Linked DNA regions of Homo sapiens: region 2 is linked to region 1. The links are chromatin loops, found by intact Hi-C in ENCODE. Cell type or tissue: Calu3. All regions are shown on one strand. Links, peaks and the distances in the headings refer to the core of each region. The heading gives the core; the rest is flanking DNA.

Region 1 (16,418 bases), core at 5,284-13,283:
AGAAGAAAAGAATTGGGTAAGTTAATTCTATGCTGTGGGAGAAAACAGAACTCAAAAAGAGGAACATCAAGGTTAGAAAATGTGAAGGATGAATATCTGATAAGATTGAATAAAAGTATAATATCTTGGTAATGTCTAAATTCAGTGAAATGGTGGGCCAGTCTTCAGTATGAGAGAAAGCAGAACATTTGACCCAGGCACTGTGCTATGAAGGGCACGGGGTTCTCTCTCAAAGCTACTACTAATACACTGAAGGCCACTGTCATGATGTCATGATGAACTGCACACAAACACATTTCCATCTAATGAGATACACTTTCATTCATTCACTGAGCTTCATTCACTGAGCTTTCTCTTCTCCTTCTTCTTCTTTTTTTTTTTTTTTGAAAACCGTATAGACAAATGCAAGATTTTTTTTTTTTTTTTGAGATGGAGTCTTGCTCTGTCGCCCAGGCTGAAGTTCAGTGGCATGATCTCGGCTCACTGCAACCTCTGCCTCCCAGGTTCAAGGGATTCTCCTTCCTCAGCCTTCCAAGTAGCTGAGATTATAGGCACCCACCACCACGCCTGGCTAATTTTTGTATTTTTAATAGAGACAGGGTTTCACCATGTCGGCCAGGCTGGTCTTGAACTCCTGGCCTCAAGTGATCCACTCGCCTCGGCCTCCCAAAGTGCTGGGGTTACAGGCGTGAGCCACCGTGCCCGGCCAAATTCAAGATCTTTTTTAAATGAAAAATCATCTATAAACATTCTGATCTAAACTAAAATAAGTATTTTCATATTTTAAATTTCCTTTCCATATTTAATTTGTGTCATTATGACCATTGTGAACATAAAGCTTGCTTTCTACTTTTTTCTACTTATTATACCATAAACATATTTCTGTGTTCATAATTGTCACTTTAAATGCTGTCATCTGCAAGGCTTTAAGCTAGAAACTAGGGTTTATTCTGAATACTCAGCTGAACAATTGAAAGCTTTTTTTTTTCTTTTTTTAAATCTCTGAATCCCAGTAAAGAGATCTGTTGTTTTTGCCTGCTCAGCATTCATTTGCCCTTCTGCAAGGACCATGTCACAAGAACAATCTCCTTTTGGAACACCAACCTACTCCTACCTAAGCCCATTTGGTTGAGGTAGGGTTGACCCCAGCCCAGGAGTTGGGTAGTGACTGGATTGGACGAACTGACTGCATGGGGAAAAAAAGCATGTGACCCTAGTCAGTCCAGTGAGAAATAATCTTTTGCAAGAAAAGTTCTCTATCTGCTGGATTTGAAGCTAGTGGAGTGTAGGCCTGAATTTACTAAGGGGTTGCCACAGGCAAGTTTTTGTCTGGAATTCCAGTTAACATAGAAGAGTAGATTTGGACAAGGGATATGGAAAAGGAGAAGAAAAAAAGGCCAAGCTCTATCTGACCTTTTTTGAGTCACTGAATGTAGCTGTGCCTGATTTTTCAAATATTTGAGCCAATAAATTCCCTTTAAGGTTTAAGCTAATTTGAGTTAGACTTCTATAACTTGGAACCAAAATAGTCTTGAATGATACTATATCTAAGAAACCAGACACGAAAACAATAATGAAGAGGCTATCTAAGCTTAGAGCCTTTGATGTAGGGAATATATAACAACTTTCTCTGTTCATGTATTTATTTCATCTTTCACCAAGGACTATAGTTTGGATATTCGTCCCCTCCAAAACTCATGTTGAAATTTGATCCCCAATGTTGGAGATAGGGCCTAACGGGAGGTGTTTGGGTAATGGGGGCAGATCTCTTGTTAATAGATGAATGCCCTCCCTGAGGTGGGAGAGAGTGAGTGAGTTCTCTGTTAGTTACCATGAGAACTGGTTGTTGAAAAGAGCCTGGCACCACCTCCTTCTCTCTCTTGCTTCCCTTGTGATCCCTGCACATGCTGGCTCCCATTCACCTTCCACCATGAGTAGAGGCAGCCTGAGGCCCTCACCAAAGGCAAATGCTGATGCCATACTTCTTCTACAGTCTGCAGAACTGTGAGCCAAATAAACTTTTCTTTATAAACTGCGCAGCCTCAGGTATTCTTTTATAGCAACACTAAATGGAATAAGACACCCAGATATAAATTAAATATGATAAATGGGGTCTAAAACTTGAAATTTATCAAATGCAGAGTTGTGTTATTATGAGGTTCATCAAGTGACTGAGTGAGCCTGCAGAGCTAGCTGGGTTGTTCCAGGGTTTGGCTGCAGAATCCAAATCCAACCTTTTTCTAGCTGCTGCTTGCTGCTTCCTGATAATCAGAGTTGTCCACTCTGCCTTACATAATGGGGGGACAGGATAAGTGGCAGTGATTTGAGGGTTCTGCTGCTTAGTTGGAAACTTTTGTTGATCTGATCCAAGATGAATGGGTTAGAAGAATACTGGGGACTCAGGGACCTGCCTAAGGACTCTCTTCCCTGACCCAGGCCTCTCCTCCCCTCCCTCACTTTCTCCTTTACTAGAAAAGAACTTTAGTTGTGAACAGGACTGGACAGAGGAATATACCCAATTAGCTCTATCTCAGGGTTTTTCTGCTGTTGAGTTCGTTATCTCTTATCCTGTTGCAGACATGTTAAAAGTATATATATGTATGTGTGTACATATATATGTATGTATGCATGTATGTGTGTACATATATATGTATGTATGCATGTATATGTGTGTCTGTGTATATGATTTAATTTAGTCCTAAGTTGATATAAGGCAAGTCCTATTCATTTGGCCATTTTATAGATGAGAAAATTATTGAATATCAATAGAAATGACCCCGGATGCTCCACTTTGAGCCCCTCATTTTACACATGAGGACTGGGAGCCATGAGTGGTCACAGCTGGTCCAAAAATATCCAGCAAGGTGGTAACAAGCTCAGGGATTGAGCTCAGTCCCGGGACTCAGTTCTTCTTTCCTTCCCTTATGCTCACTGTGTTCTTTGTTTTTCTGGCTCATAGCACTTAAGAACAGATACAGAAATTGGGGGAAATTAATATTTGACAATGAAAAATAGAGATAGAATGCCAAACTTCAAAAACAGTGACGAGGGAATAAGAAATTGGGGGAACAGGCCATTTTGGAGTTCGGTAAAAACAGGAGAGAGAAGATCCAGACAGAGCCTCCCTTAGAAAAGAGAAGAAACAGAGCTCATGTTCTTACTTTTAACTGCCATATTTATGATCTCCCCTTCCAGGTTCAAAAAGAACCTTGATGGAGAAAATAAACATGAAAAAAACCTCAAAAATGGTTAAGAAATGAAATTTTTACCATTGAAAGGAAAGAGAATACATGTCAAAAGAGGTAGTATTTTCCTAATTATTAAATAACTTCTAGCAAGACAGTCGGGAATAGGTAAGTGCAAGCAGTGGACTTACGATTGGGTAGAAATCAGGGATTGTGAGATGAAGGTGATTTCGAAAATCAAAATAACAGAGATAGTGGGTAATTTGCTCACCTAATTAAGGCTCAAGTTAAGCTCAAGTCAGTGAAGCTAGTACTTGAATGATGCCTACGGTGAGTGACTGGGGTCAATCTGTGTGCTCTCCTACTCCATCCCATCGTAAGGAAACACATTAAAAGAAAGAAATGGCCAGTTTCTCATCTTTCTTAATGCATCACACGGATCAGATCCAAGCACAAATCTCTCTTAAAGAGCTTGGATAAGCACCACATGGTGCCGAGTAAAACAGACACAAAGAACCCCAAGGTGGCTTATTTAACTCACTAATTGTTAACTGGTGGGAGGTGGGTGATGGCAGAGAGCAGGAATGGGCCCGCCTTCTGCATGAATGAATTCAGCACATGGAATTCATGTTCATATTTACATTTATAGCTTACAGAATTTCTATGTCATTGACCCCAAGCTGATAAACATAATTACAAAGTTCATTTTAATTTCACAGACTTGGCCAATCTCATCAGTCTCCCCATTAGGTTTTCATATTAAAAGAAAGAGGAGAAAAATGAGAAAGCATATATTTATAGCCAAGAATAAATATAACAATAATAAAGGAAATAAAAAAGGAAAACGAATCTTGGCACAGTTACTTAAATTTTTCCACCTTTCTCATATGGATGGTTTCCAAGTTCTACCATTTCAAAGAAAACACCTCATCGAAGAACATGTAATTGCATGTTGTTTCCATTCTTTAAATGGGGGAAATGAAGGCTTTTCACATACACATCATCAGCTGTGCCCCAGGAAACCTTCCATTCTTTCCAAATTAGTTTTTGTATCATTAAACCAATCAGCATTAGGTGCTTAGGATTAGTTTCTGGAATAAACCCTGAATCATTACCTGTATCATGTATGTAATAAAATCAAATAATGACATCATTATTAGCACATGAGCACTGACCCTAAGTGACCAGGACCAAAAGAAATCAGGGCAGTCCTAATACGAATCAGGCAGGATGCCTAATGAAAATCAAACAGCAAGCCTAATAAGAAACAATGTATTTTGCCTCTCTTTCAAATTCACTTTTGATTTGCTTTTCATGAGAATCCCTGTTTGAAGTGGAGCTCCCGCAGGCTAGAATTCTCAGGGCTAACTTTGAGATGAGTAACTCCCAGGTGGTTCTCTGGGCCATTTGATCTAGGACAAGAACCACTCACTCATGCAGCAAGTATTTGTTGGGCATTTACCATAACCATAGGTTTCATCGTGGCTGTTTTTCATCCAACAAACTTTTACTGAGCGCCTAGTACAAGCAGGGGAGGGTGGTAGGCTCAGAAGCAGAAAGAATAAGAGATGTCATAGACGTTACTTACAGCGTATTCATTGTATGCCAGGCACAAATACATATTCATTACTGATTAATAATTTAATAATCCCAGCAGCTCCATGAGGAAGTGTATGCTTTATCCCATTTTATAAGTATAGAAAATAAGGTTCATACAGATTAACAGACTTACCTGAGGTCATACTGCTAGGAAGGGGAGAGTGTGGTGGGAAAAATTCAATCTGTCACCATCTCAAGCAGTACCTTAGATTCAGTTTGAATCATTTGTGATTGCTGATAGTCCACCTTTTTTTGACCTACAGATGACAATTATATTCCCTCTCACCCAGAACAACTCAGGGTATGGTAAGGAAGATAGAAACATAAACAAAGCACCACAATAAAGGATGGCTTGCAGTCTGATGATCATCCATATCACCATATGCATGCACCCAGCCCCCTCCACTATCCTGCGGCCTAATCTGCAAGCCCAAATCTCTTCACTTTCTGTCCCCACCTAAAATCCAGCCATGATAAGAGAGCACATAATGTGCTCATCTGTGTCTGTCTTTATCTTATTCTAAGACTTCAACCACCCTTGTCATAACTCTCATAGGCTAGGTACAGGAAAGGTGCAGGTTTGCCCTGCCCAGGAAGGAGATGCAAATATCCTAGACAGAAAGCACATGGTGTGTGTCAAAGGAGACCAAGGCTAAACACATGGAGGATACCAAATAGAATTTTTGCAATATTATTTTATACAGAATGTTAAAAGCTTGATCATATGATCAACCTCGAGGTTCATGCCGTTAAAAGTAATGGCAAAAACCGCAATTACTTTTGCACCAACCTAACTAAAAACACATGAACCCTGAGGGAAAATCAGAAACTTATTTCTCTCTGAGGATGATTCCCTATATACGTTACATATGTAAAAATCGATAGGATTGGTTGATTAACATAATTATTGCAGGGACTTCATTTTTTGCTTCCAAGACTATCAGCCCCTTGAAAGCAAGGGCCACACCTTTTAATTCTGAATTTTTCACACATTAATTGCACATACTGAAAGTTGTTTGCTTGCTTTATTTGAGTCTCTAATAGTATTTGTAACTACTGGAGAGGTAAACCAGGTAAGAAATTGTGTCTGTAGCCTTGATGTTTACAATCACAAAAGGGCTGAGTTGCAGGAAACAATGTTTTATCAGTCAACCATTAAAAATATTCCACATGGTATTAGACCTATGCAGAGGCACAACTGACCAACGTGAAATACTTCATCTCTTTGGACAACATATCCCGTAAATTATGAAAAGAAAATGGTATTTTATGAGAGCCAGGCAACCTTATTTTCTAGGCAGCACATTTCATTCGTATTACAGTTATTAATAGGTCACTTACAGGATTCATAACTGGTGCCACTGAGTGAAGGTACCCACACGTGAACAATCACCGTGGCGAGGAGTAGTATATCTCAGTTCTTTCCAGAGCAGTAACTTTATCAAAACTATCACAGATGTCCTTTGAACTCCACTCTGACATTTGCTAATTGGATTTTAGGTTGTGCTCACCAGAGTTCCTATAAGACTTTTTTTAACTTTAAAACTTTCAAAATCTCCTTTTCAACTAATGAATTTTGCCTACCGACATTAGCATTTCCTCCATGGACTATTGCATGTAAAAGTGCCTGATGGTGCTTTTGTAACTCTCACATCAGCTAGTCTCTTGCATGAGCAAACATATTCAATATTTTTAAAATTAGAAGTTGAAGAATACACAGGATGAGATGTCACTATAAAGTGAGCTAGGACAGATAATTAAGGATTAAAATCTAAACCATTACCTCTCATGCAAGGTAGAGCAAGAAGCATGGATGTCTCATCTCCTTAGAGAAATGCAGATACAATGTATCAGATAAGGTATTCTGTAGTTTTCATTACAAAGTTAATATTTATTTTACAGCATTGAGTTTATCTTACCAACATATCTCATTCAGAAATAGAAGAATTTCTTGATTTACCACATTAAAGTAAATATTGCTGTGAGATACGTGTTAAATTTTTAATAAAAACCACCCTATCTTTGTTGGATCAAAGAAAGCTCCTTCAGCTGAGATACAAACAAAACCAAATAAAAACACATAATTTCAAATACTGAGCATCACTACGCATGTTCACCAGCCTGCCCATGACAATTGCAGTTTTATGTGGCTGAGCATTTTAGAGCTTCAATTAAGTTTATTATAAGTCATAATCTCAGAACTAAAATTTCCAATTACCTGTACCTGTAATGCTGACCCACGGGACAGCATTTCAGAACTGCATGTTCCTCGTGCCTGAACCATGCTCCCAAAAAGGTACAAAAGTGAAATTCAATGTAATTAGATTTACAAACATCATCCTTTGCCTGTGTGGGTATATTTGTAATATAGAAGATTTATTAGCATGGTGTGTTTTCTCTCTACAGGATAGAGTTAGATGTAAAAACTTAGTTTGTTTTCACTGATTCCATATTCCTTAAGTTAGCAATAAAAATTCTATTACTGAAAAGCAAAAATAACTGATATAGTGATCCTGACTCTTCTCCTTGTATTAAGAAGAATGAGAAGTCAGCAAACCCAGGAAAGACAGTTCTCCCCCTCTCCACCCCTTCATGAAGTGATTCCCCACCAGCCTGTAGTTAAGTCTCATGGAATCTCTTTCTCATCCTGAAATATGGATAGGGGGTACAGCACATGACAAAATGATCACAGAAAAGAAGATTGCTTCAAATCTTCAGGTTTAGAAGAATAAAGTCAAATCTTAAAAATTATAACATATAAATCAAATAAGTACATTTGGGACAATATAACACCTTGGCGTGGCCTCCTCTGTGCTGCTCCCTGCAATAGAAAAGCACCATGACCTAAAACTACACACTTTGCCTCCAGACTCCCATGCATTTGCACCTCAGCTCTGTCATTTATTAGCTGTGTGACCTTGAGGAAGTTTTATAACCTCTCTGTGCTAGGGTTTTCTCATCTATAAAATGGAGATAATAATCATCTCTATCTCCAAGGGTTGATATAATAATTAAGTTAATATTTGGTAAGCTCCTAGGAAGAGTCTGGCACATAATAAATGACACTGTATAAGTTTTATTAAATACAGTAAAATATTGGTTCTGCTGGCTCTCTTTATTTATATGATCAGAGAAATTCAAATATTGCCTCTTCCTCTAACTCCATGATTTTTCTCTCCCCCTTTGACCAACTCATAAGCCTTTTAATCACAAGCAGAGATATTTTTTCTCTTAAAGAAAAGCTAACATTTTGTAAACATTCTGTATGTGCCAGGCAATTATCTGTTATCTCATTCAGTCCTCATAAAATCCAGTGAAGTGAATGCTGTTATTATCCCCATTTGATAGATGAAGAAATGAAGGCATTGAAAAATTAGATAAATTCTGTATGATAACATACTTCTTATGGAGCAGAACCAGGATTTGAACCCAGGCAGTGTTGAAATTTATTTCATAGAAAGAATATATGCCACAGTACAAAAATATTCCCTAATGAATTTATGTTTTAAAGAATTATCAAAAATGTTTTAAAAATATCCCTTCTGGCCGGGCGCGGTGGCTCACGCCTGTAATCCCAGCACTTTGGGCGGCTGAGGTGGGCGGATTAAGAGGTCAGGAGATCGAGACCATCCTGGCTAACACGGTGAAACCCTGTCTCTACTAAAAATACAAAAAATTAGCCGGGCGTAGTGGCGGGCGCCTGCAGTCCCAGCTACTCAGGAGGCTGAGGTAGGAGAATGGCGTGAACCCGGGAGGCGGAGCTTGCAGTGAGCCGAGATTGTGCCACTGCACTCCAGCCTGGGCGACAGAGCGAGACGCCATCTCAAAAAAAAAAAATCCCTTCTACACCAGTCAAGCTCACTGTATATCAGCTAACACCCAGACAACCTGCAAATCCATGAGAATAAATGATTGTTGTGTTAAAACCACTGAATTTGGGGATGGCTTCTTTTACAGTATGCTTATAGCAACAGTTCACAAATACAGGATATTTTTTTTTTTTTTTGAGTCGGAGTCTCGCTCTGTTGCCCAGGCTGGAGTGCAGTGGCGTGATCTCGGCTCACTGCAAGTTCCGCCTCCCAGGTTCAAGTAATTCTCCTGCCTCAGCCTCCTGAGTAGCTGGGATTACAGGCGCACGCAGCCACGCCTGGCTAATTTCTTGTATTTTAGTAGAGACGGGGTTTCACCGTGTTGCCCAAGCTGGTCTCAAACTCCTGAGCTCAAGTAATCCACCCTCCTCGGCCTCCCAAAGTGCTAGGATTACAGGCATGTAATACTTTTGTAAACTTTTGATAAATGAAACCAAAACCAAATTTGAAAATGTCTTTAAACAAAGAAACAAAGAAACATTGAATGCCTACATAATTTTGTTAGCAAGAGAGAGAGATTTTAGGCTGACTGAATGCAACATAAAGCTTTTCCTTTAAAAAAAAAAATCCTTTCCTCTTTAAAGTCTAGTTCCATATTTCAGTTAACACACTTTTGTAATCAACAACAAAGTAGAACTGCATATCCTGCATAAGATCCAGGATTCCATGAAGTCAAAGAAAGTGCTTTGATAAAACTGTTCATACTGTATGCAAAGACAGTAACCAAAACAAAGTTAAACAAGTCAACAATTGGAGAGGAGAAACATCAATAAGTATGATGACACAAGTGTTTCCAAAGAGACGCATTCAAATGTCAAAGGCTTAAGGGATACTCTTGCAAAAACTGATAAAACTCTTGAGTAATTTTACAAAGATTACTTTTATGATTGCACTATGCAAATAAACCAAGATAGCAACTCCTCCTCCAGGGGGCAGAGCTGAGCTAGCAAAGCACAAGCTGAATTCTGTCCAAAACAGGGAAAAAATTTGATTCATCTTTCGATATTTAGTTGAAAATAAAATTTAAATTTGGCTAAATGTAAGAACAATTGTGTATATTTTTATAATTCTTAATTTTCTTTTTTAAGATAAAGCCTCACTCAAGTCATTTTTTCCTAATCTGACTTTTGCCAGGATGTTTTTTTTTTTCAGGCTGGAGTGTGATGGTGTGATCTCAGCTCACTGTAGCCTCAAAATCCTGGCCTCAAGTGATCCTCCCACTTCAGCCTCTCTAGTAGCTAGGACTTTAGGTGCACGCCATGACACTTGGCTAATTTTTTTTTTTGGTAGAGATGGGGGTCTTGCTATGTTGCCCAGGCTGGTCTCGAACTCCTGGGCTCAAGCAATCTGCCCACCTCGGCCTTCCAAAGTGTGGCCCTTAGAGATGTGAGCCACTGTGCTTGGCTAACCAGCATTTTTAAGTGGATTAACTTTCAGAAGACTTTTTCTCTCCGGTATCAATCATCCTCAGATAATGAGGTAAGGAGAACTTCCTCTCCTATATTTCTTTGAGAGCTTTCAATAAGTAAGCCCATCTAAGTCATAAAAAGATTATAACCAGAGTAATTCTGCTATCTGGTGGCAAAACAGATAAACAACAAGACCAACAAGGGATTGGGTACCAAAGAAGGGGTCTAAATCTTTATTACATTTCTTTTAAATGACACAGTTTCTGATCTCAGCCAAAAAGAACTTAAATTTTGTCAAAGAATTATTAACACGAGGGATAAAGGAAAGAAACTGAAAGGGTAGAATATTATTAAATACTGTGTGCTATGCACTCTGGAAACCATGCATTTCATTTAAGAATAAATTTGAACCATTAAGACCTTCCTTCACCAATCAAGAACTCTCCAAACCAATTCAATTGCCACAAAGATAAACTGGTCAATTTTCCATTGTTATGTAAATATTTCTTCTGACTTAGAATCATACAAAATGAATTTAAGAGCAGGAAGAGATCCTAAACATCATCTAGCCTGACATTCTCATTTTACAGATGACAAGACAGAATCCAGAGTTAAGTGACTTGTCTAAGACCATACAACTTGTCAGAGTCAATGTAGGCTCTAGAATCTGCATCTCTCAACCAAAGGCCAACAGTATTCTTCCTTTTCTCTATGCTGAAAAATAGTACTATCGTTACCAAAGAGAATTTCAACCAAAGCCCATTTCACCTCACCTGTTCTCCTCAATGAGCCTATTTCTTCCATTTGAAAAGGGGTGGAACAGATATGTCAATGGTAAGCTTCATATTGTTTTCCATACTTAAACAGAAGAGTGCCTTAAACCCACAAAGCAGGGCTGCAGGGAAAGCAGCCTGTGGATTTCATCCTCCTCTCGCTGCCACAGCCAGCACTCTGGTGCTGAACACAGCCTACACAATGGTTCTCAAAGTGTGATCCCTGGACCAGCATCATTAACATCACCGAGAATGTGTTAGAAATGCACATTCTTGGGTCCTATCTCTAAGCTGCTGGATGAGAAACTCTGAGAGTGGGACCCCTAACAATGTGTGTTTTAACAAGCCCTTTGGGTAATTCTGATGCATTAAAACTTGAGAACTACTAGTGTATACAACCAATATAGTGGCTACCTAAATAGAGTCTGATGGTGTTCCACCTGAGAGGTGGTGGCTGTGATACAGAAGTGCCAGCTTGCTTGGCAAGTGTGTTTTGTTATCTAAATTTTGAAGCACTGGCACAAAACTTTCCTGACAGCAGTTGTTTCGATTTGCTAGTGGGAGCCCATTCCAGCCTTTATTCAAGATTTGGGGGATTTTTTGTTTTGTTTTGCTTTATTCTCCACAGATAATATGTCTTCCTATCAAAGCAGAAATAGATGATCAGAAGAGAGGAGAAATGTCCTAGGAGCGCAGAGACCAGTACAAAAGACATCTCTATTGCCTTCTCTTTCTCTCCTTTCTCTACGTCCCCCACCTGTAGTTCCATCTCTGCCTGCTGAGCCACAGCCATCTCTTCAACCACAATTGACTCTTTTGTCTCCACTAAATGCTGCTTATGTGGCCCCTGTCCCTTCAGCTCCCATGACTGCCACCTCCGCCCCTTTTCACTTCACTTTTTCACTGCCGTAACATACACATTTTGGCTGCCAATTTAACTACATGGTCACTTAGCTTCAGAAGATGAAGTAATCTCATTACCTACAAGAGACTTAAGCCTAGTCAGGTGCATCTATTACAGATTAGAAGACACCCAGGTTTGGGAAAGTTAAACAAATTATTTGGTATTATTCAGCTCTTCCAATTAGATATATAAGATTGTATTTTTTTCTCTTATGTAGACATTTTACTTGAATCCAGCACTTTAGCCCCTCAGTAGCATGTTAAAGCTTGATTTTGTCCTTATATAGGTATTCTTCCTAGCTTAGATTCATCGGAAAATTTTTCTAAGCCTGCCTTTTATATTTTCAACCAGGATTTGTTAATCAGAAGCCTAAAGTACTTAATCCACCTGAGACCTTTTTTGAGGCCGAGGCAGGCGGATCACCTGAGGCCAGGAGTTTGAGAACAACCTGACCAACATGGTGAAATCCCGTCTCTACTAAAAACACAAAAATTAGCCGGGCGTGGTGGCAAGCACCTGTAATCCCAGCCACTCGGGGAACTGAAGCAGGAGAATCGCTTGAACCCGGGACATGGAGGTTGCAGTGAGCCGAGATCGCTCCTCTGTCTGCACTCCAGCCTGGGTAACAGAGTGAGACTCGGTCTCAAAAAAAAAAAAAAAGAAGGAAGGAAGGAAAAAAATAAAATGTCAGATACCAGTAAGCACTAAGGAGAAAATGAAGCAGGGAAGGAGAATACAGAGTGCTAGGGAAGATTACAGTTTTAAATAGGCTGGTCAAGAAAGGTCATTAAGAGGGGTCATTAAGATATTTTAATATCTTTGGAGGCTCTCATGTGTTTTGCTAAAACGTCAAGCATTTGTTTGACAGCACTAACCTCTTAGGTAGTTTTTGTTGAGGATTACTAAAAACCATTTGTTTAACCATACATTCTGGAATTTTCTAGAATTTAATATCAAACTTATCGGCTTGTACTTTCCTGAATTTGCCCTTTATTTTCTCAGCATCATTGGTAATATCAGCGATTCCAGTAAGAAAACACAACTACTGGCATATAAAAATAGATAGAACATGTAGTGTCACTTCAGAACTATTTGTTCCCCAATGCAGAAAAATGCCATGAAGTTACCGTTTAGAAAACATGTTTTGCCCTTCTATGCCCTTATCTACTGAAAGAAAAAATATCAGTGTTTATTATTATTATCATAGCCAGCTTCACAATCTACTAAAAACTCAGCAATAAACTGAAATGGCCACATGGATAGGAGAGAAAAATTGTGGGAGGAAAACAGGCTGAACCTTTATAACATCCTTTACAGAGAGCTGTATTCACCTTTTTGTCCCAGCCTCAACTAGTAAAGGCATAATTTATTTATCTGGAGCACCTCAAGTCAGATATAGTGTCTGCATTGTCCGGGAGATACCTTTTTATGCCGTTTTATGGCTTGGTTCACACAGGAACAATGAGTTCAAGTAATCTGGCCAAGGTCATATGCTGAGAGTTTCTGGTTTTGTCTATTTTAAAACGGGAGAACTTAATGGTTTCTTCTTTTTATTGTACTCACCAGAGTCCATCATCTTTCTCTTTACTTCTCTGCCCAATTTTACAGAAAAAAAAAAAAAAAGTCTTGAAATCTTTAACTGCTTTAACTGTTTTGGTCATTTTAGTTCTTCCAAATTTGTCAGTAACACAAATTGCTTGACATCTAATATCATTTAGTCACTATAAAATGTTTACAAAAATGAAGCATCATTGTTTCCAAAAAAAAGGGGGGCGGGGAATGCTGTGGGGATGCTTGGTAAAACCAAAAAAAATAAAATAAAAACTTCCTGCAGAATAAACAGTATCTTTGAGTCAGATTTCCCAGGGATTTACACAAAATTTGATGACGTAGCTTTGTTTGGAGAAGATTTCTAGTGATGAGCCAAAAAACTTCAAACTGTACTGGCTTCTGTGCAATAGAAAATCTTATTTTTTGCTTTCTTTCTATTTAACAGTTTTTCAAAATGATTGCTTCTGACTCCTAATTGTCTCATTGTCTTACTACACCAAATTAGAACCTTACTTCTAGAGTTCTTTCTCCAGTCCAAAATTCTGTCCTTTATTTTTTCCTGGTTTTTTAGAACTAGTCCTGGATTCAAACCCTGTCTTCTTTAGTTATGTGCTGGGTGCTGTGTGTTATTTGAGCCAGTTATTTACCTCTCTGAAACTTACTTTCTGCTAAAATAGCCACAAACAGTACAAAAACTCTTTGGATGGTTATTTTGAGAATCAGATAATAAATATGATATTACTGACAGTAATTGTTAAATCAATGTTAGTTTCTTTCTCACCAAAAATTTGCCTCGTTTGCTTAAAACAATGTTTCTTGTTACAAAAGTATTATAATTGTCAGAAATCTAGAAAATAAAAATAAGTAAAATGAATAAAATTTAAATTATTAATATTCCTAATAACCAAAGATAATCAGGTTAACAGATTGGGTATATCTTTCCAATCTTTTCTTCTACAGGTACATATAGTACTTACTTTTTTATTATCACTACCTTAAGTCATTATTAAAGTATAACATACATATGAAAAGTGAATAAAGCAATGACTTTTCACAGTGAACACACCCAATATCACTAGTTTTTGATGTGCTTTTGGACTTAATGCATGGGGACCATGACGGTGTAGTAGAGGGTTGGAGCCAGGCTCTGAAGCCATACTGCCTGAGGTTGAATACCGCCCAGCAATTTCCTAGTGATGTGACCTAGGACACATTATTTAACTGTTTTAGGTCTCTGTTACCTCATCTGTTGAATAATCATCGTTTCGCCCATTATGAAGATTAAATGAGTGAATGTAAATAATTTCCTTAAAATAATGTGAGACATATAGCACACATACAATAAGGAGAGTAATTATTAATATTGTGCAATATCTGGAGAACTTTTTCTCACAATAATTAAACTTTCCCTCATGTGCGTGAGAGTCATTTTTTTCTTTAGGAATTTGGTTAGCTCCCTAAATAACTTCTCTGCTTTCCTCATCTGCAATTAGCTAAATGGAAAGCAATCGTGATCTCAGGATAAGCCTCATGTTTACATTTGAGTTCAGACGCCCTCACCCGGTACCAAGACTGCAAAGCAGCCCCAAATACACCCTAACCCATCTTTCCAAGCATAAATCCTTTTGCTCCCTTCTATAAGCACTCCTAAATCAAGCTGCTCACTTACCTTTAAATACGTCTTGTTCTTTTCCATCTCTGGCTTTTGGGACTTCTATCTCCCTGCTTCCCGGAAATACCTTTTCCTATCATGCTTTCCAAACTCCCCACATCCCTTGAGGTAGAGCTTCCTCTCGCCTCTGAATTTAGTATTGCCCCCAGTTGGCAATCACCATGCACTGCCGTATTAATATCGTAGCAGTTCACATGTGTATTTGGCACTTATAAAACACCTTCACATACAGTGTCTCTTTTGATCTGCCCAACAATCTGATGGGATAAATAAAGCTGTGATTATTATCCTCATTTAGCATCAAGGAAATTGACTCTTGGTCATGAAAACACCTCCAGTCCCCACCTAGAATGAAAGTTCCTCCAGACTGAAGACATTATGTTTCTCTTCGTTTTCTTGACCACAAGACATATTTACTCAGGAATTGATGATCTACTACTCAAGTAATTGTTATGAATACAAATAGCAAATTTTTCGTGCCTCCTACGTATCTCTGGGCTAAACAGAGATGGTTATCATTTATTTATTTAACAAGATGTTAAATGTCTACTATGTGCCAAGCACTGCATTCCATCTGTGTGTGCTAGGGGTTTGTTAGTGTGCCTATCTTCAGGTTATGTGAAAGAGTACTGGATTACATGCTAAAAGAACCAAAGTCAACTACTGCCTCTCTGACATACATGCAGACTTCCCTTGTTCATTTCTGGACCTCAATTTCCTCATCTACAATATGAAGATAATAATCTCTGATCTGACTACATTGCAAGATTATTATGAAGATTAAATAAGGTATGCAAGTTCTTTATACACTTTATAAAATATAATAGTATCAATGTTATGCATTTGTTGTGACATGGTTCTTCCTCTGTGACCCAAAAATCCAGTTGAGATGACAAGACATGTACCTAAGAAGACAAGTTACAACATAAAATGGCCTGTGCAAATGTTTAATAACTTAGAGTGGTGGAAGGTGTAAATATATCACAACTTAGAAAATAAGGTAACACTGTGCCTTTAAATTCGGAAGATTAAAACATTTTTCCAAATCTTAGTTTGTCCTCCATTTTATTAATGTTTAAATCATGAAAATATTAATTCTTCTTGTGGGAATTAACTGTCAACCAGAAATAAGATTATCTATTTGGATTTTTTAAATGTTTCTAATACCCTGTATTACTGCGGTAGTACTTCACCCAGGCTCATTTCATTCTTCTACACCTATTCCAATGGAATTGCAAGAGTTATTGTCCCCCTGGACTTCCGAAGTGGAAAGAATAGGAGAAAATGTAAGGAAGCTGCTCTTTGATCTCCGTGTACATCAATTACAGGTAATAAATCCCCTGGCAGTTGAAGCTAAGACAGAATCTCAAAAGCACGTGGACTTTTCCTATTAGAAAATATAAACCAAATAGTGACTATTTGTTGTTTAGATTTATTTTGTGAGTAATGTAACTGA
Region 2 (16,418 bases), core at 5,243-13,242, 53 kb after region 1:
TAGAGGAGATTAAATGTCAGGACTAAGGCCATATCTACATACAGCAATCAAGTTAGCCAAAGTGGAGTGAACTCAATATGCTTTGTTGTTTCCATGATGAAGCTGTGCAGTCATCAACCATGTCAACTGTTCATTGATCCAACTTAGTCTCTTAGAAACAATCCAGTCAGCTCTGTAGTAATCCAGTGACTTTGGTTATAATCCTAAATTTGTTGTCTTTTGTCTTCCTTTAAAACTTCATAAGGAAACACAATTCAGTTAAAATGACCAAATCTCTTGAAGACTGAAAACTAACTTCAAATACAGGATTTCTGCAAACTACAGATGCTTTCCAGAAATGACTGCTTACTTAAACATACTCATTAAGGTTCACATTTTTGTTTTAATTACTGAACTTTTCTTATGTTATGTATTTTTCTTTGAGTATATAGTTTCATCATGTTTGTCAAATTGCCTCATAAGCAAAATGGGTTTTGGCAACATTTGCCTACCTTTTTATATAGCATGATGAACATACAGTTCTCACACATAGCATAACAGTAGAAACAAATGTCCAACAACTAATAACATGTCCATAGTTATGAATTGACCACATAAATAAACAGACTGTCCATTTTCCTGTTCCCATTTTATGAATGTATGATTCAATTTTACTTCCTTTGATGTCAACCCTTAATTTCTCCTCTAGTCTTCTCTAGTCCACATCATCTTGCTTTTCCCATTTTCTCACTTGCCTACATGCATGCAAAAGAAATTCATAGTAAGAGCCAGCATTTATGCACTTTATGCTACAGGAACTGTTACTTTCTTTATAGACCATATCTTTTTTCCCAGTAGCGCTAAAGAGAGCTACTATTATTATCATATCTATATAAGACATGAGGACACTAGGGCTGACTAAGGTTTAGCTATTTATTCAAGTTCACACAGGCAGGGTGTTTAGATTATTGTTCAGCAAAACTCTCTTCCCTTCCCACCGTTGCATAGTAGACATCTCTGCATTATTGATGTTGTACTTGACCATAGGATTTGCTTGGGTCCATCCAATATTAGCAGACATGATGTGAGCAGAGGCCTTAAATATGCATCATGAATTTGGCTTGTCTCTTTCATTCTGGTGATCTGTCATGAGAGGAGTATGTTTCATGTGAACGCTCCTTCTTCATTGTAAGCCACATAATGAAATATAGACAGCAGAACTCCTTCCCTAGGAAGTCAATGGTCCCAGGAGTATCAAGACTCATGGTATAAACCTGAGTTAAACCTGTAGCCTAGAAACCAGAGCCTAGCTGAGCCAAGTCGCCACTGACTTGCAGTCCCATGAGCAAGGGAATCAGTGTCAGTTGTTTGATGTCACTAAAATTAGGGTCATTTTGTTGCTAGGAACTGAATGTTTGTCTACCCATGAAATTCATATGTTCATATGTGAAAGTCTTAATCTCCAATGTGATGGTATTTGGATGTGGGGGCTTTTGGAGATGACTCGGTGATGACGGGGCAGCCCTCATGAATGGGATTTATGCATTTATAACAACACAAGTAAAGCGATCTCTCTCTCTCCACCATGTGATGATATAGCAAGAAGGCCGCTATCTGCAAACCAGGAAGAGAGCCCTCACCAGGAACCACATTGGTCCACACCTTGATCTTGGACTTCCCAGCCTTCAGGACCATGAGAAATAAATCTCTGTTGCTTAAGCTGCAGTCTATGGTATTTTGTTATAACAGCCCAAACTGACTAAAACACTAGTGGTGCAGCATTATTGAGGAGATATTAGATAGTAAGTTGTAGAGCAGGGATGCAAACCTATATCTATCAGATGCCAAAATGGAAGCACTCACATCTTACTTGATACTGCCTATGTGTGAATTGATAGAATAAGGGATTGAACACAAGATGTATAGCTTCAAAGTCTGAGGATTATAGGTTAAGTGATTTTTAATAGTAAAAAGGAACATAACCCAAGACAATGAATAGGGAAGATCAGGGCCTTAAAAGCATCTGGGGAAAGGAGATAATATCTATGACAAAGGGCCTCCCATGTTCAGACTTCACACCCACACCCCTTCTTCCACACTGCTGACCCAACCTGCACCTGTGGATACCACAGAGAGGACAGAACCAATATATATTGGTTCTGGCCCAAGGAAAGCACACTGCTCTAGAAAAATCCTGGAGTTACTATTTTGCATATTTTTTTCATCTTTCACTTTAAAGGATTAAAGAATACTTCTGCACATATTTCCACTGGTTGCAAGGATCCAGAAAACCACTTATGAGTCAGTATTTTACAAATGTTCAAATGTAAGTGGATTCTTTTTGATAGCAGCATCACTTTCTGATGGGATAGGAACCCAGAAATTCACAATAGTGGTTTTCATTAAAGAGCATTCTTGGCACTTTTTATGGCAAAAATTATTAGCACTTGTCTTTTGGCAAAATTCCAAGCTAAGAAATGATATCATACCTGTTTATGCTCCTCCCATGATTTCAATGTCATTCTTCTTGCTTTCTTCCTTGAAACAATGTGACATTACTATGAATGCCTAATTCACTTCCAAAGTCAGTGAGCCATGGTTTCTCTTTTCTTAATACCAAGGCTTTTAGAGTTTTAATTAACTAATCATTATAAAGCAATCGTATGAAAGGAAATACAGTATTTATAACATTGATATCAACTGATTTTATAATACTTAAAGTCAGTAAGATCAGTAAAAGAGGCAAATTAGGAAACCTCCTAGTTCTACTGCAATTCCATCACTTATGATATTTTAAATAGTTTTTGCCAGCATTGAGGCTTCTCTAAACAAGACTTACTGCTTAATCTAGATTTCAGGTTCACTTGATTAAAGATAGAAACACTTTAGAGCAAGAATGAGTGAGCCTAGATTTTATTTTACTTTGGGTTGCTAAATTTATTAATATCACGCATGAACCTGGAATTTATTATAATGCCTGAAATCATGCCTTCCCAGAGGTTGAAAGTGCTCCCTAACTCATATTAGTCATCGTGTGTGTGTGTGTGTGTGTGTGTGTGTGTGTGTGTCCGCCTGCATGTGTAGACAGTGAGACAGAGACAGAGATAGAGAAGCAGAGAGAGAGAAGAACAGAGATTTTAAGAAATTAGCTCAAGAAATTGTGGAGGCTGGGAAGCCAGAAGTCCTCAAATCAGGCTGGCTGGCTGCAGATTCTAGTAGGAGTTGAAGTCTTCAGTCTGAAAGCAGTCTAGAGGTTATGGAGGCTGAGAAGTTCTATGATCTGCCATCTGCAAGCTGGAGACCCAGGAAAGCCAGTGGTATAATTCAGTCTGAGTCCCAAGGCTTGAGAACCAGGGTAGTTGATGGTAGAAATCCCAGTCTGAGAGCAGGAGAAGTTGAAATGAGATGTCCTATCTCAAGTGTTTAGGCAGAAAAAAGGGGGCAGATTCGTTGATCTTCCATCTTTTGTTTTTTTCAGGCCCTCAATAGAGTGGATGATGACACCCGCATTGAGGAGGACAATCTACCTTACCCAGTCCGCCAATTCAAATGTCAACCTTATTTGGAAACACTTTCATAGAAACACCCAGAAATAATATTCAATCTGGGCACCCCATGGCCCAGTTAAGTTGGTACCTAAAATTAACTATCACACATGGCAAAATGAATTTTGGAGATATGATTGAGTTAAATTTTTTGAAATGGGGAGATTTTCCTGCATTATTTGGATAAGCCCAATGTAATCACAATTCATTGTAAAAAGGGTGCAGGAGGATACAGAATCAGGAAAGAACGGTGACAGTGGAAGTGGAAATTGGAGTGATATCCTTTAAAGACAGAAGAAGAAGCCACAAGCCAAGAAATACAGGTGGTCTCTAGAAGCTGTAAAAGGCAGGGAAACAAGTCTCTCCTAGACCTTCTAGAAAAGCTGCAGCTCTGTTAGCACCTTGATTTTAGCCCAGTTTGATCCATGTTTGCAAAAGCAGTGTATTAATAATAGAAAAGGTAGATATTTCTAGCAAAATTTTAGTACAACCTCTACATCATTTTTATTGGGATTTAAAAACATATACCATTATTTTAAATAAGCACTACACGTCTGCAATTACCAGCTAGTATCTTTGTGAGTGATTTCAGTTATGATAGCCATTAATCATGTATCCAAAAAACTTCAGGCTCTTGCCCTCTCATCATGTGATGCCCTCTGACACGTTATGATGCAACATGAAGTTCCTCACCAGATGCTGGTGCCATGGTATTGGACTTCCAGAATTGTGAGCTAAATTATGAGCTCTTTTCTTTAAAAAACAAAAATCAAAAAACTTCAGAATCATTTCTTCAAATTATTTAATTACAAATGGGTAGGTCAAATTTCAAAAATAATATTACATGTCTATTTGCATTGAGAGCCTATCTTAGTCTATTTGTGCTGCTATAAAGAAATACCTGAGGCTGCATAATTTATAAAGAAAAGAGGTTTATTTGGCTCACTGTTCTGCAGGCTATACAAGAAGCACAGCAATGGCATCTGCTCAGCCTCTGGTGAGGGCTTCAGGCTGCAACCACTCACAGCAGAAGGGAGCCAGTGTTTGCAGAGATCATGTAGAGAGAGAGAGGTGGGAGGTAACAGGCTCTTATTAACAACCAGTTCTTGAGTGAACTAATAGAGTAAGAACTCAATTTTTACCATAAGGACTGCACCAGCCATTTATGAGAAATCTGCCCCCATGATTGAAACACCTCCCAATAGGTCCCCACCTCCAACATTGGGATCAAATTTCAACATGAGGTTTGGCAGGGTCAAACAAACCAAACTGTAGCAGAGCCTAACTCTATTAGTCCATTCTCACTCTTCTATGAAGAAATAACCGAGACTGGGTAATTTTAAGGGAAAGAGGTTTAGTTGACTTACAGTTCCTCATGCCTGGGGAGTCCTCAGGAAACTTATAATTATGGCAGAGGCACCTCTTCACAGGGCAGCAGTAGAGAGAATGGGTGCTGAGTGAAGGAGGAAGCCCTTTATAAAAACATCAGATCTTGTGAGAACTCACTCACTAGAATGAGAACAGTATGGGGAAAACCAGCCCTATGATTCAATTATCTCCACCTGGTCCTGCCCTTGACATGTGGGAATTATTACAATTCAAGGTAAAATTTGGGTGGGGACACAGAGCCAAACCGTATAACTAACACACCACAAAACCATTGCTAAGAATACTGGTTGATATAGTTTGTATATTTGTCCCTGCCCAAATCTCATGTTGAATTGTAATCCCCAGTATTGTAGGTGGGGTCTTCTGGGAGTGATTGAACCATGGCTGTGGATTTCTCATGAATGGTTTAGTACCATCTCCTTGGTGCTGTCCTCATGATAGTGAGTTCTTGAGAGATCTTGTTGTTTAAAAGTGTGTGGCACTTCCTTCCAACTCTCTTGCTCCTGCTCTGGCCATGTGATGTGCCTGCCTCCCTTTTACCTTCTTCTATAATTGTAAGCTTCCTGAGGCCTCTGCAGAAGCTGAGGAACTTATTGGGAACTAGAACAAAGGTCACCCTTGTTATGCCTTAGCAAAGAACCTGGCTGTGTTGTGTTCATGCCCTAGGGATCTGTGGAAGTTTGAACTAAAGAGTGATGATTTATAGCATCTGGCAGAAGAAATTCCCAAGCAGCAAAATATTTAACATGAGGCCCGGCTCCTTCTAATAACCTACACTCAGATGTGGGAGCAAAGAAATGACTTAAAGTTGGAATTTATAGTTAAACAGAAAGCAGAGCATAAAAGCTTAGAAAATTTGCAGCCTGGTCACATGGCAGATAAAGAAAAAGCTTTCTGGGGAGAGGAATTCAAGCTGGCTGTGAAGCAAGTACTTGCTACAGAAATCTGCATAACTAAAAGAGAGCCAACTGCTAATAGCCAAGAGAATGGGGAAAATGTCTGGAAGGCATTTTGGAGATTTAAGTGGCAGCCCCTCCCATCACAGGCCCTGAGGTCTAGGAGGAAAGAATGGTTTTGTGGGCCAGACCCAGGGCCTCACTGCCCTGCGCAGCCTTGGGAAATTGCTCCCTGCATCCTGACCCCTTGGCTCGATTTGTGGCTCAAAGTTCCCGGATACAGCTCAGGCTGCTGCTTCAGAGGGTGTGAGCTCTTCGCCTTGACGGCTTCCATGTGATGTTAAGTCTGTAGGCATACAGTGCAAGACTGAATGAGGCTTGGCAGCCTCCATGTACATTTCAGAAGATGTATGAAAAAGGCTAGGTGCCCAAGCAGAAGCCTGCTGCAGGGGCACAGCCCTCATAGAGAACCTCCACTAGGGCACTGTGGAGGGGAAATGGAGACCCCACACAGAATGTTATCTTGTTTTATATTATTCTTGTACATGTCCTGTCTTAGACCTTAGATGATACCTTTCTTTTTTTTCCTTTTCTTTTTATTTTCTTTTTTTTTTTTTTTTGGAAACAGTGTCTTCCTCTGTCACCCAGGCTGGAGTGCAGTGGGGTTATCTCAGCTCACTGCAGCCTCCACCTCCTGGGTTCAAGCAATTCTCATGCCTCAGCCTCCCAAGTAGCTGGGGTTATAGGCACGTGCCACCACAGTTGGCTAATTTTTGTATTTTTAGTAAAGACAGGGTTTCACCATGTTGGCCAGGCTGGTCTCGAATTCCTGGCCTCAAGTGATCCGCCTGCCTCAGCCTCCCAAAGTGCTAAGATTACAGGCATGAGCCACTGCATCTGGCCTAAATTTCTTGATGGTAATAATGTTCTTATTTACAGATGTAGTGAACGTATTAATGAACACCTACTGTGAGCCATTATTATTTTTATTCATATTAACATCACACAACAAAATCACACAACTAGTCATCCTGGTGGAGCCAGGGCTATTATCTAGGCAGTTCGACTCCAGAAACCTGGCTCCAAACCACTACCTTATGCTGCCCTCTCATGTGTGGGCGCTCAACAAGTACTTGTTGAATAAGTGAAATTTAACCCAGGCAAGCTGGGTTAGTATTTCTGAGCTAAACACAGTTTCTCAGAAGACCACACAAGTGTTTAAGAGGTCACGAGAAATGACTGGCTAACCATAAAAAAAACAAAAACAAAAACAAAAAAACACGACAGAACCCCAAACTGAGACTCCAAGTTAGAAGGCTTGTCTAGCGCACCAGTTTTCATGCACCTGGTTGGCTAAGAGGGAAATCTTAGATGATGAATGGAGGGGAACACACAAAAAAAAGTGGGATCCAAAGCAATGGGCAGTTTTCCACATCATTATAGCCGTATTTTGTAACAATTTCTTTGGCAACTGACAGCAGGCATTTAAATCAGCTATTTCCTCCTCAGAATTCCTCTCCAAAGAATAATAATGGCCTCTGCAGCTCTGAAGGAAATGTAGCCCCTACTCGGATACAATCTTATCTGGGAAATTGCCGTGGTATTCGTCACAGCTGTCACTGCTCTGAGCCCATTAAAGATGTGCTGAGTGTAGATCCACAGGGTCCTGTGCTCGGAGGAGCCCTGCTACACATTCTTCCCAGGTTTCAGCAGAAAGACAAAAACCACTCGGTGTGCTGGGGGCAGAGTCTCCTCAGAGCTGGGTCAGCACGAGAGAGCCATTCGTACAGTCCTAAAGAAGTTACTCTATGGCTCGGGTTATAGATATAGAAAGACACTTGCAGTGACACCATTGAGATGGGCAGAACACAAGAAAGAATTTATGCAAAAAGCCCAGATTTTTATTTCTTTATTTGGAGAGCAAAAGGAGAGCTGAAGACCTAAAACATTGGGGTGAGGGCGTCGGCCTTGAGACTTTGCACCAGAGTTCTTCTCAGTTTGTTTTAGTTGAATAGTGAGCTGCTTCAACCTCTATTCTTTACAGTAAAAAGCTGAAAGTCTAATCCTTGATGATATGTCATTTAAGAAACTGGAGCACAGACTGACTGGGGTCCCACATTTAGCATCCAGTAGGACCTGAGGTGCCAGAAGTAAGACCAATAGGACTTTCTAAAATTTGGTTCTGCAAGGAAATAATGCTTCTGCAAATCCAATGTAATGTTTCTTCATACAAAGTACCCCAGATCAGATTCTCTTTCATTCTAACATTTATATTTGTTTTTAACCCACAGTTGCCTTTACAAAGAAACAGGCATGAAAAATAGCCTTCCACTCAATATGCCAAGGAAGATAATTTACTCAGAAATTACATTGTCCTGGAAACTAATTTACTGCACAGCTTAAATGTGAGCAGCTTATTCCCAGAAAGTTATTGACTCACCTTGACTCAAAATAAGATCAAGTATCTTTGCCATCCACAGCACAGAGTTTTCTAAGCCAGAGACCCCAGGACTGTGTATAACTTACTCTCTAAGATAGCAAGCCACTTGGAAGTCACTACGGATGTGCTTTACATCCACCCTTCTCAGAACACAAGACCCTCCCTAGATCCCTGAGGATTGTGGGCATTCCTAGCACACTCCAGAGTTTTACTTTTTTGTTTTGTTGGTGAGGAGGCAGTTATGCAAAGGTGGGAGAGAAGTGAGCTCGGGTAACACCACCACCATGATAACTGTCATGAAATTTCATCAATTCTTTCACTGCTTTCTGTTTGCTCACCCCTCCCCGACTCTCTCTGTTGTACTTTCATTGTAAGAGAAGAAGCCATGTCTCTGTTCCCACCACCATTCCTGACCTGGAGCGAACATTCAACAAACGTTTGTGGACTGAATGAATGATGGGACTTTACTCCATTTCATCACTTCCCATTTTCCATTCTCTATTTTTCCTCCTTTTTTGCTGATGGTTCACTCTTTATTTTTTTGGAAAGCCAGTTCTAAGATAAACAGTAGCAAAAGCAATAGCTGAAATAAAGACAAAAGACTTAGTTTCTTTGAACTGTTTTTATTTTACAATTTGATATTACATTATTAAATTATGTTACTGTTTCCTAACACATTTTCCTTTGTGTAACTCACTTATCACCATTTGGCTCCTTGTAGGTGCATAAAATAATTTTCTCTTTGATTGTAATGAACTAGAGTAAGGGTACAACTGTCTATGCAGCTCTACTCAAGTGCCTAGTAAAGTAGTGTAATCACAAATGTCTCTGAAGAATGACTGTAGATAAATGACAATGGCACACAAATACAATGGAAAAAAGCACATTAGAATTACTGGCATGCTAAGAAAAGCTATATACTGTATTTAACTTTTGTGCTATATTTACCTAGTCCTCACAGCTTTTATCTTTTTTTTTTAAGAGAACATTTTGAGTTTACAGCCGTGATTTTATCACTTTTTAAACTTATATTATTATCCCTACCTGCACTATATCATAATTAAGTATACTTCATTTGTACCCCCAATTAAATCCATGTGTAACATAAAAAATTACTCTGTATTAATTTTAAGTATATTGAATGCTGCCTTTTATGTAAAGGTCTGCATTAAAAGAGAGTATAGTAGTATTCTAAAGCCAATGAAACTCCATCATTTATATCTTAATTGAGATGTTTGGACATAGATGTACTTATATAAACACAAACTAATTTAAAGTTTTCTTTTTAATTTTAAGCTTAATATGATTAAATTAGTTATGGAATAATCAGTTGTACTATAATCATATTGTACTGTTCAAACTGAATGAAATATACCTCCCTTTATTTAAAAAAGTCTGCAGAATTGATTAAATAGATGACAATGTAATTTCCATTACAAGTGCTTTTTCTGCCATCTAGTGGAAAAATGAAATCCATGAGGATTCATAATTTATATGTTTTAATTCTATTGTCTTTTAAACTATTTAGGAAAGGCTTATTGGAAATCTCAAGAAAAGAAAACAAAACGTTGCATTCCCTCCCTATTTCTGATTTGGTCTGCAGGTAGACCAGCTGTGGATCACCTTAAGCATTCCTCATGTTGCCAAAGAAACTAAATACAGAAAAAGGTAGAGGGAACTCTCTTAATTAATTAGTTGGGGGGAGGTGAGTTGTTTATTTTTAAAGACTATCCATTTGCCCAAGCTTTTTCAAGGGCTGCCTTACTGTCTGGTTTTTGCTTGTGGAAGTATTTTTCTTAACCATTTAAATACCAGCTCAAAGGCAATTCCCTTGCAAAAAACTTGCTTGGTTCCTGGTGGAATGAACTCCCATGGCTTGCTAACTATAACTCCAGTTCCTGTTCAATGATTACACCATCCTGCCAAGTTCTATGTTGTAATTCGGTGAGTCTGTCTCACTTGATTGTGAACATCTTGAGGACAGGGAACATGTGCTGTTCATCTGTCTAGTCTGTGGTACTATTCCAGACAATGAATATATGAACACACTTGCTGCATGTATCATTTTAAATATGTAGAACTGGAGCCTACTAAAAGCCATTTCTAATATAGGGCAGCCAGGTCTTACATGGGCTATTCTGGGGTATATACATAGATTTCAGAGCTGGGATTTGACTAAACTTCCTAGCTCGGATTATTGATTCATTTTATCAACCCTTTTTTTTCCCCAGCATGTACTAGGTAAAATATGCTGCTGACAATTCCAAGAAGTGGAAAAGCTAGCTGCCATCCTTATGTATGAAGGCCCTGTTGGGTGCCTTTCTCTCTGTGTTCCTGGAATGATCTGTACTTTCTTCTATCATAGTGCTTATTCCTGTACTGCATGTATTGTCTCCATGAACTCCTTGAGGATGAGAAGACTGTCTTATCCATTTGTATTTTCAGCAACTAATATACTGTCTGCATATAGCAGAGGCTGAGTAAATATTTGTTGAATAAAGAATCATGAAAGATACAAAGAATTGCAAAGGATAAAAAAGAAGTATTAGATAGTGTGTTGTCTTAAAGGAGCTTAGGCATCATTTAGGGAAATAATTACTTATATATTCTGACCAGAATGTTCTATAGTTAATAGATATTAAATATATTTTTGTTAAATTAATGAAATGAGAGTCAACTTCTATTTCCAGGAAAAATGCTAAACACTTATGCTCTATCCTCTGGAAGAGCATAATCAAGTGTGAAGCAATAAAAATGTTCACCAATACTTACATTATTAAGCACGTTGTGTTTCCTGCCAAAGTATTAGACATCCCACCATAAACTGGTGTAGTTAGAAATGGCTTCCCAAAGAAGGAAGATCTTTGTCAAGAACAAAGATCTGAAAAGTGTGGAAAAGTCTGAGATTTTACCCGAGTTGTAAGCTGAAAGGTTAGATTGCCACATTTTCATAGATGCTGGCAAAGAAGGAGAGATTCCTGGGTCAGAAACAAAAGACTTTATTACTCACAGCACAGCAAGCACCATGAGCTTCATGTTTGCATTTTTTTCTCCTTGTCCTCCAAGTCCCATAGGGGTGATAAAAAGCAGCCTCCAAGATGTTGCACACGCTGTGAGTTTGTATCAGAGCAGAGGAACCCCATGCCAAGGAAACCCCAATTCTCTAAAGGGGGCTTTTAGCAAACCTGTCCAATCTTTGTCCTGGAGGGAGCCATTATACTCATTATCCTGGTCAGAAAACAAATCTGCCCGATGCCCTGGTGAAAGACACTATCTCTGTGTTTCAAGGTTGTTTGCTACACAAACATCCTTGAAAAGACAGCCCAGGACAAAAGCTATCAACATCTTCTCAGAAGATGGATAGAAATACAAGAGCTCCATGGAGAACTTTCTCTTGACAGTTTTAATTTGGTTCTCGAAGGCTGAGTTTGATTTGGTCAAGTAAGAGGAAAAGAACAGATGTTCCAAGAGGAAGATTTTTTTTTTCTTTTTTTTGAGAAGGAGTTTCACTCTGTTGCCTAGTTTGGAGTCTAGTGGCGCACTCTCAGCTCACTGCAACCTCTGTCTCCTGGGTTCAAGCTATTCTTCTGCCTCAGCCTACAGGCATGCACCACCACACCCAGGTAATTTTTTTGTATTTTTAGTATAGACGGAGTTTCACCATGTTGGCCAGGCTGGTCTCGAACTTTTGACCTCAAATGATCCATCTGCCTCAGCCTCCCAAAGTGCTAGGATTACAGGTGTGAGCCTCTGCACCCAGCTGGAAGAATTTTATGTGCGCATATTTATTTCACGACAGATCTCTTTGGACCTCAATTTCTTCATCTGTAGAACTAGAATATTAATACCTACTTTATAAGGCTGCTATGAAAACTATATGAGGTAATGTGTGTAACGTCCATATGGCATCCAGCCCCATGTCTGGCATGTAGCAGGTTTAGTTCTTTTCCATTTTTCCCTGAACATATGGAATGTGGCTCTGCAGACTTCCCTGATATTAATAAAAAGGGGGAAATGAGAGACATTTAACTAGACCTTTCACAAATGTTTTAACTGAGCATCTACTATGTGCCAAGCACCAGGCTAGACACCATGACTGTCCTCTTGAAGCTTATAGTATGCTTCATGGGAGAAATAGAGGAGAGTAGATTTGTCTTGCTTCTATCACATAAACTTGTAGAGGGCACGCCTCCAAAGTTTTATGGCAATCCATGTGATAGAAAGCTAGGGAATTATGAAGACATAGGCAGAGCATTAACCTAAAATAATAACAGTCAACAATATGCTCTCCCAGATCACACTGAGAAAAAGGATACTAGTAATTGCAGCAGGAAATGTTCATGTGAGCATTATTGCTACCAATATATGATTTTTTAGCCATCCATTTGATAAATATTTATTATTACGACATGTTGTACTTTGTTGTAGTGAATACTCAATATGTCTTTTTTAAGGATGTTGTGCATAGTGATAGGTGCTGGAATTCCCTTGAGGGTGAGCTGGCTCCAGGGATAAGGACTTGATTTTGCAAAAGTTGGTGTCAATGTTCATCTTTATATGGATGAAGAGAGGTGTGAGAATCTGGGAGATACTGTGAATAAGATGTGAGATTTCAAGATGATTAGAATATTGATTTATGGGATGATCCTAAATTAGACCGTGAATAAGGAAAGTTGTTACAATTTTTTATTTGTGAAGAAGGTACACAATTATTTGTTTTATTATAGACTATGTTTACGCTTCAAATATTTTATGGAAATAAAATAGCAATTTGTTTTGTTTTGGAGACAGGTTCTTGCTCTGTTGCCCAGGCTGGAGTGCAGTGGCATGATCATAGCTCACTGCACCCTCCAACTCCTAGGCTCAAGCAATCCTTATGCTTCAGTCTCTCAAGTAGCTGGGACTACAGACACACACCACTGTGCCCAGCTAATTTTTTTGAACTTTTTGTAGAGATGGATTCTCACTTTGTTGTGCAGGCTGGTTTGAACTGGCTTAAAGCAATCCTCCCATCTTGGCCTCCCAAGTGTTGGGATTACAGGCGTGAGCCACCCCATTCAGCCTGTAATTTTTCTGAGAGAAAATAGTTATAAAGATTATACCTGCTTTGAGGGTGAGACTTGATCACATGACTGCTGTGTTAAATTAGATGCATTAGAATAGTATATGAAAAGCCAATTCTAGTTGGGTTTTCTGGAAGAACTATGGTAATAGCACCCTTTTCCTACCTTGTTTCCAGCATAGTGCAGACTGAATTCATTATTTGTCTAGAATCTACCTACTGGGCTAGATTGTGAAAAATGCACAGGCTGCCTGACAGCTGAGTGATGGAGGCTAACCAGGAGGGGAAGTGAATAACCTTTGAAATGGGAAGCTGAAGACAAGCTGCAAGCAAAACCAAAGAGAGGAGTGCTTCCTCTATAGTTCCTATTATTCAGGGATCATGAGATGGGCTTTAGTCAATGCTAAGATCTGGCATCTTGTTCGGTGGCTTAAAGGAGTGATAGGACCAGCAAACAATTCAAAGGACCTCACCCCCCACCCCACTACCATTGCTCTCACCGCCTCCCCTACCGCCCTGTGCTGTCTAGTGGGCTGCATTCCTTCAAGTTAAATGATACCTCTGGGACTTGCATCTCTCCAGAGTGATGGGGGCTAACCAGAAGGGGAAGTAACGTCTCAGTATGTCTGATCTGCATTTATGAGAAACAAAGCTTGGCACATAGTGCTGAAAGTGGGAGAAGACCTGAGAAATCCCAAGTGAGAAAGCATCTTCTGGCTGAGCATGGTGGCTCATGCCTGTAATCCCAGCACTTGGGAGGCCAAGGCAGGCGGATCACCTGTGGTCAGGAGTTCAAGACCACACTGGCCAACATGCTAAAACTCCATCTCTACTAAAAATACAAAAATTAGCCAGGTGTGGTGGCTCACACCTGTAATCCCAGCTACTTGGGAGGCTAAGCCAGGAGAATCACTTGAACCCAGGAGGCAGAGTTTGCAGTGAGCCAAGATCGTGCCATTGCACTCCAGCCTGGGCGACAGAGTGAGACACTGTCTCAAAAAAAAAAAGAAAAGAGAAAACATCGCGTGAACCTGGGAGGCAGAGGTTGCAGTGAGCCAAGATTGCGCCACTGCACTCTAGCCTGGGCGACAGAGCAAGACTCCTCTCAAAAAAAAAAAAAAGCTTTTTCTCTCTCCCACGTTAGTTCCCCTAGGGGTTCCCTAGTTAACCACATTTACTGCTAAATCTTAACATAGATTCTCAAACCTTTCCAAAACTGATGAAAGTGACAATGCAGGGATCATCATAATTTATCACAATTATTTGTATCTAAGTCATGCTAATGTCTGGTACATTGAAAGGTCAGGTTAATACCAGTTTTTCCTAAAATCCTAGGGCTCCCAGGGTCTTGCATTTTAACATGAGTGGTATTTTTGTGAAATTAAAACACTTTTGTCTTTGTTCCATGCAAAACGCCTCCCTCCCTCCCTCTCGCTCATTGTCTCTGAACTTGGCCTTGATTGACAAAATCCATTTCTATTAGGTAAAGCTGGTGAAAGCAGGAATGGTGTTTATCCAGGGCTTAAATTAAATCTTACAGAGCTTTTTCTCTGACTGCCCCTAGCTCCCTACAGTTTTCCGTCAGTAGACTTCCAAGGAAGCTTTCATTTAGCCAGCTGTTTGCTCCTATTTTACATGATGGTTCTCGGTGTTCAGCAGGAACAAAGATCACGGATATTCCCATTTGGGTTTATCAGAAGCAACTGAGAACAACGAGCTCTTTTTATGTTGAAAATAGAGATTTAAAATTTATTCATAATCTTTACTTCTTCTCCCAACACATTCTCATCCCCATGGGCTCCTTTCTCTAATTAGCTATGCAAGTCTTGACACTAAAATTTAGCTACATGTTAATCTTTCATTTTTATTAGTATGGTGTCTTTATCTTCCTTCCTATATAAGCACAGTATATGCTTATATTTAAATACATTATATGTTTCCAAAAATGAGTACATTAAAATGACAACTTATAAAAACATTCAGTCTAATTCTATTGGTGAGAAAAAAAAATACATCTTAAATATGTCACTTCACAACCACTGAGCCACTCCTGAAATGAAGTTACTAGGTAGGTCTAATTTATACAAAAGAAAATGGAGTTGAACATTTATGAAGCTCCTACTATGTGCCAAGTGGAATGCTATGGATTTTATATCCATCATCGCCATTTAATCCTCACAGTGCTGTGAGCTGTTGTGTTGTTATTGTCAGACTTGGAGAGGGCACAACGAGTCCAAGCCTCCTGTCTGACACCAAAGCCTGAGCTGCCTACTAAATTATATTAGAGCCAACAGGAATCTTGGGGATTATCTAAGATAGTGGTTTTCCAAAGTATGGGATGAAATGAGGTGGTACACAGGGACATTGCATTTAAAATGCATTAAATACCACAGTGAAGAAGTTGATTTCAATACTGTTCTAATCCTTCTGGCGACATCTAGAGGAAATGCAGTTCCGTGTTCTGACACTTGCTCATCTGCTTTACTTTTTTATTTTTATTTTTATTTTTTTTGAGACGGAGTCTTGCTCTGTCACCCAGGCTGGAGTGCAGTGGTATGATCTCAGATCACTGCAACCTCCACTTCCCAGGTTCAAGTGATTCTCCTGCCTCAGCCTCCCGAGTAGCTAGGATTACAGCTGCGCACCACGATGCCTGGCTAATTTTTGTATTTTTAGTAGATGGGGTTTCACCATGTTGGTCAGGCTGGTCTCGAACTCCTGACCTCAGGTGATCCGCCCGCCTCAGCCTCCCAAAGTGATGGGATTACAGGCATGAACCACCGCGCCCGGTGCTCATCTGCTTTTCTACAGAAGGAAAAGTAGGTGTTAGAATCATAGTTTTAAAAGACAATACCTAGCAAAGATATAATTCCATATTTAATTTTAATTATTTTTATAGCTATGGGAAAATAATGCTGGTTTTTCCACTTAAGAAGTCATGGATATTTTAATTCTCAAAGTACATGCAAAATAAAGGTATTGCTGTTACAATAAAAAGGCGATTTGCTGGTAGGAGAGTAGGTAGATTCACCTCTAAAAAAACAGGTGAAATAGTTTTCCCACATATGTGAAAGTAAAATTATCTGAACGACCTCTTTAAAGGCTTT

The links. Hi-C counts contacts between places; a loop is a spot of excess contacts. Peaks named below come from ENCODE experiments on the same cell type or tissue, not always from the same donor. Only the 100,000 strongest peaks of a DNase experiment are listed, where the experiment ranks them.
Region 2: it touches region 1 in a loop (8-fold over the local background); 17 of 110 quality-filtered maps call a loop at or near these places.

The regions. Positions count from the first base shown.
Region 1 is chr13:72,634,020-72,650,437 of GRCh38, forward strand. No RefSeq gene overlaps it. Among named protein-coding and RNA genes, the nearest start is that of MZT1, 85 kb to the right of the region's middle. In Calu3, for the core only: no CTCF peak of the experiment used is centred there; a DNase peak (open chromatin) is centred at 9,582.
Region 2 is chr13:72,687,097-72,703,514 of GRCh38, forward strand. No RefSeq gene overlaps it. Among named protein-coding and RNA genes, the nearest start is that of MZT1, 32 kb to the right of the region's middle. In Calu3, for the core only: no CTCF peak of the experiment used is centred there; no DNase peak of the experiment used is centred there.